2 separate regions of the Mus musculus genome follow, and region 2 is linked to region 1. The links are chromatin loops, found by intact Hi-C in ENCODE. Cell type or tissue: heart. All regions are shown on one strand.

What was found. A loop is a pair of places that touch in the nucleus more often than their neighbours do. Peaks named below come from ENCODE experiments on the same cell type or tissue, not always from the same donor. Only the 100,000 strongest peaks of a DNase experiment are listed, where the experiment ranks them.
Region 2: it touches region 1 in a loop (2.5-fold over the local background); 1 of 42 quality-filtered maps calls a loop at or near these places.

Annotation. Positions count from the first base shown.
Region 1 is chr8:122,696,201-122,698,700 of GRCm38, reverse strand. It overlaps Gm10612 (predicted gene 10612), which reads right to left and starts at 842. Exons shown (of 3, transcript NR_166074.1): 1 at 682-842; 2 at 428-594. It also overlaps a transcript of Cbfa2t3 not described here. In heart, a CTCF peak has its summit at 1,259; a DNase peak (open chromatin) is centred at 920; H3K4me3 peaks cover 2,199 bases; H3K27ac peaks cover 1,081 bases; H3K27me3 peaks cover 801 bases.
Region 2 is chr8:122,623,350-122,625,849 of GRCm38, reverse strand. It overlaps Cbfa2t3 (CBFA2/RUNX1 translocation partner 3), which reads left to right. Exons shown (of 12, transcript NM_001109873.1): 12 at 1-714. Among named protein-coding and RNA genes, the nearest start is that of Pabpn1l, 1.9 kb to the right of the region's middle. In heart, a CTCF peak has its summit at 1,004; a DNase peak (open chromatin) is centred at 1,389; H3K27ac peaks cover 579 bases.

The sequences.
Region 1 (2,500 bases):
TGTGTGTGTGTGTGTGTGTCCAGCTTTGTTGACAGCGTGGCTGTGTTGACCTACCTCAAATATCAACACAGTCCCCCCACCAACAGGAACGTGTCCCTCACAGCTGGGGCAGGTGGCCCCGTAAGAGCATGGCAGCTGCCAAGCCTGAATCCTGGCCCCACCCAGAGGCAGGTGCATGGCTCTGTGTAGGAGGGAATGGGCTGTGTCTTCTACAGTGGGGGCTTAGGCTAGAACTCAGGGGCTCTCAGATACTTCTAAATACAAAGAGGAGGTTAAGGGCAGGACAGGGCAGGCCCGGGCACATAAGCATTACTTCCAGCAGAGCATTGGGGGAAATGAGGACCTGTCTCAACCTCATTTCCAGCCAGGGGCTGCTGGCTTTAGGGAGGGAAATTCAGCAAGCAGCCATTTCCCCTACATCACTCACCTCACTCCAAGAACCTCAAGGACTCAGAGATGCAAGCAGGTGGCTCCATCCCGGCTCACAGGCACATGGCCACACTCTAGGCAGCCTTTGGATCCTGCCTGAGCCCACGGTGCTTGTGCTGTGGCAGTCAGATTCACGTCCAGATCCTGGGCCCACGGCACCCTTTTCTGCAGAGGGAAACACTGCGAGGTTTGCCCAAACCTGCGGCTTTCCCAAGGCCCAAACATCCAGACCCCAGGTCGTCCAAAACATACAGGACTCAAACGATGGTGCCCAGGTATATGTGGCCCAACTTCCCCACAACAACATGTGTTATTTTGGGCTTTGGCCAGGTGTGGGATTCAAAGACACCAGGGAGAATGCTCTTGTTCACAGACCCAGATGTGACTACCCTGCAGGCGAGCGCAAGGGAACTACCCTTCCCAGAGGATGTCCTCATAGACCCACCGCCCTGAGAGCTGCCGCCAAATCTGTCCCCTTTGCTTCCTGCCCTGGGCCAGGTCCTTCCTCCCTTCTATCCCAATCTCCCACATGGCTCCTCTGAGACTGGGAGGAAGGCAAGAAGTCAGCCGGAGGTGGGAGAAAGGCCACTGTGCCATTTGGATAGAGCAGTTTGGAGGGCCCTTTGAAGCTCAGGGCCACGAGATGTGTTTGAACTTGGTTGTGCCTTTAACATGGATGGGGTATTGGTGGAGCAGAGGTGCCCAGAGCAGTCTGCATATGTCTCTGACAGAATACTCACCCACCAGTGTAATGTCCCCACTTGGTGCATCCCAGTAACTCCCTAAAAACCTCACCCAAGGAGACAAATGTGGGGCTCTGTAATGCCAGAAATCAACACCAGAGGCAGCATAAAGCTGAGCCACTTTGGCAGGTTTAGATGACTGTAACCCTCCAGGAATCTGAAAATCTTGGAGACAGAACATGGGTTAATTGGCTTTGTTGATTGCCAACAACCTTTGCCCTACAAAGCCAGTACATACCGAACACCGTAAGCTGGGTTCACCGTTAACAGCAACAGAGTAGGACTCTGCTGTGAGCTGAGGCATGCCAGGCTATGGGTGAGGTGGATAGCCAGGGCATGGACTTTCATCATCCCTGTGACAGAGAAAGGAACAAGGGGTCAGCACTGCACAAAGCCACCCCACTCCTTGGAATGCTGGTGTGGTATTCCTGTCTACTGCAGACCCCAGAGTGCCGCGGGGCAGAAGCAGGTCAGGTAGAGTGTTCACAGTCTTGTGTTTATTAGGCATCTATTGTGGGCACTATTCATAGCAGGGCACTGTAGGTCTTGGAGGTTTGATTGGATGGTGGCTTGCTTCCCAGGAGTGGGGCCAGGAGGGTGCCGCATACTGAGGGAGACCTTGAACACTACCCACAGACATTGTAGGCTGGAGGATCCAGATGGATGTATCCCCTTAAGCCAAGCTTGCTGGTGTGGCCTTAGAGAAACATGGGGCCCAGTTCGTCAAGCAGGAGGTAGAGAGTGCCACTTGGTGCAGGAGCCCAAGCGGAGGCAGGAGGGACAAGGTAGAGACAGATATCTCAGCCCAGACTGAAGTTCTGAGCCCAACCCTGGGCTAGCTAGATTCTACTAAGTATTCCCTCCTCCCTCCTCTCCCCTGACCCCTCTCTGTCTCCTCTCTCCCTCTCCCTGTTCTCTTCCCTCCTCCTCCCACCAGTCCCACCACTGAGCTTGAATGTTCATGGGGCCCTTCCACGTGCATAGATTCCACTAACCCTGAATAGAAATTACTCCAGAGAAACACTGGGTCTCTTGTAGTTGTTTTTATAGGTCTGTCCATATGTGTTAGAGATCATGTCACCCAGCACACATGCACAGGTTCTGTGCCGATGTTGGGCCATTTTGTAGGAATGACTTGGGGGCCACGCCTTTTGGTGTCATGGTGCAGCCAGCCCTGGAATCATTCCCTGTGTTAACTAGAGATGAATGGGGAGCTGACACAGTGGGTTTCCAGGGGGGGTCTCTCACAGGCAGGGACCAGGCTGTCGGAGGGTTGCTCACACCTCCACTAGAGCATCCAGCCTGCCTCTTCCAGCTCCTGCTGGATC
Region 2 (2,500 bases), 73 kb after region 1:
TCTGCCCCTCCTCAATCCACGGATGGAAAGGAGTATTTGCTGGGTGTTTGGGACCATTCACAAGTCCCCCTGGGAACTCCTTGCTCATCCTGAAGCTCCTACTATGTAGGGAAGCTTCTGAAATGAGGCTGGGCAGAGACCCCTGGGTACCCATCATGCTGGCAAGAGGAAGAGAAGATAGGGAGAGAAGCCTGAGGCGAGCTGGGCTCAGGGGGACTGTCTATTCCTGGAGACAGCTCACAGATAAAGCCCAGGACAGTCAACCAACAACTCGCACAAGTCCCCAAATCCTAGAAACCTCTGTCTTGTGTTCTGTTCCTTTTCCTTCCGTTCAGCTGGCCCTTAGGGTACCAAGCCAGACTGGGAGACAGGAATGCAGCATCTGAGTCAAAGCATGGCCTGCTCAGCACATCCTCCTGCTCCCAACCCAGACAAGAGGCCCAGGAGCCCTCAGCTCACACCATACCTGGGGTGAGCATAGCATCACACAGCCTGCCTGGGGAGCCACTGCTTCTCCCCCTACAGGAGCTGGGAGGAGAGTACTGGATGTTTTGTTCATGAAAAGCTGTGTTCCATGCCCTACACATCTATCTGGGTGCTGGGTCCCGCCACCCACCTCTATCTACTGCTGTCCTATATGTTTGCCCTGTGGGCCACGGATGTGGCGATCAGGTTAATTACATCTGTGTAATAAAGTAAGCATTTGCTACGACGGCTCTGCTGCTCCTCCGGATCACTGCGCACACCGGATCACTGTGTTCAAAGACCTGATGCACAGACAAGGGTCACCGTGGTGTTCGGTTGTACCAGAGAAGTCTTGGGGTCATAGAGGAGAGGAACTTCAGGTTCTTGTGCTGCTGCTAGATCCTTGGCAAATGGGGTCCATCTTGGACACCCCCTCCCCCCGCCAAATGAACCTTGGACCCCTGAGTTTCAAGGGCCTGACCTATAGCTTACGGCTGGGGCCAAGTTCTTTGAGCTGTCCACACGAGGGAGATGGTGAGACCTGGCTGAGAAAAACAGCAAAGGCTTGAGGGGCACTGAGGGCCTGGTGGAGACACTGGGTCTGAGGGAACACTGAAGGGACACTCAAGGCCTGAGGGGTCACTGAGAGCCTCAGAGCGGCTCAGCAGAAAGACCCTTCTCTCCATCTGCTCCTGTGGCAACTGTGTCCTGGCTAAAGAGAAGGCTCCTCTTGAACCAGACACCCAGCCATAGCGCTTCAGGCTGCACCAGTAGCTGCCTGGAGGAAGCGACTGTCATTAGTACTGTGACCGGCTTGGAACATGGTGTATTTTTGAAGGCATTGTTGGGAAGGCCAGCATCGGGGTAAGCCTGTCCCTAGGCCAGGCGCCTGGCTGGAGCCCCACTGGGCCTGGCGTGTCAGCGATCTCAGGATAGCACAGAGAGGAGGGTGACAAAATTTTTCCACTGCAGACACTGAGCTCAGGGGGGAGACTGGCCAGGGAGGGCCTGAGCCCCATCCAGACGGCCTTGGCCTGGGAACGGCCCGCCATGCCCTGCCTTCCACATGGAAGTACAGGAAAAATCCAGGCCGGACCCCAAGAGAGCTTCATACAAAGAGATGGAGGGCGTGCAGGAGGACATCCGTGGCCGCTTGTCTATCCCTGTCCAGTCCATCCTGTATGGCCAGCTTGTTCTCAGTATAGATGTGGATGCTGCCCCTGAGCAGCTCTGGTTGGCCAGGAAAGACCTAGGGAAGAAACTGAAGCAGGGCTGGGGAGAGCCCAGTGCCACTCAGTCACTACATCTCAGGTCATGTGACTAGTCTCTACTCAGACTACATTATCTCAGGTCATGTGACTATTCCACAGAGTCTCCTTCTTTTATGAGGCATGGAACCCACACCAGTTTTTATTACTAGTGAGTTGTTTTCGACAGTACCTCACTTTGGATCCCAAGCCGGCCTTGAACTTGTGATCTTCCTGCCCCAGTACTGAGTATAAGTATGAGCCATCACATGAAGCGTGATACAGCTTTCAGCCACTTTGAAGAATTAAACGGTACATGAGGAGTCAGGCTAGGGTCAGAAGCACACAGTTTCTTAGGGCTGCACCAGCCACAGCTGCTCCCGCCTCGGCCTCCCAACCCCTCTGCCAATCCCAGGATGTGGGGGTGGCAGCCACCAGACTCCACTTACAATATAGCTAAACTAATCCCATCTCCTACCTGAGCCAGATTCTCAGAGAGACCCTATTGCCGAGCCTGGGGACAGGGTCACAGAAGACATGAGGCTATGGAGTCACCAGAAATTCCCTGTGGAGACCTCTTAGGGTCATGTTAACACACACAGCTGACTCAGAGGCTCAGCAGGGTAGCCTCAAGAATCATCGGTACCCGTGTCTAGCCAAAAGCCAGCAATATGTTTCTAGATCCGCCCCTCTGCTGGAAGCCCCAGTAAGGAGTCAATGGATGTAGGCTGGCAGGCAGCAGTCCTGGGAGGTGAGGGCAGAGGGGCAACAGATGAACAGGGCTGGGA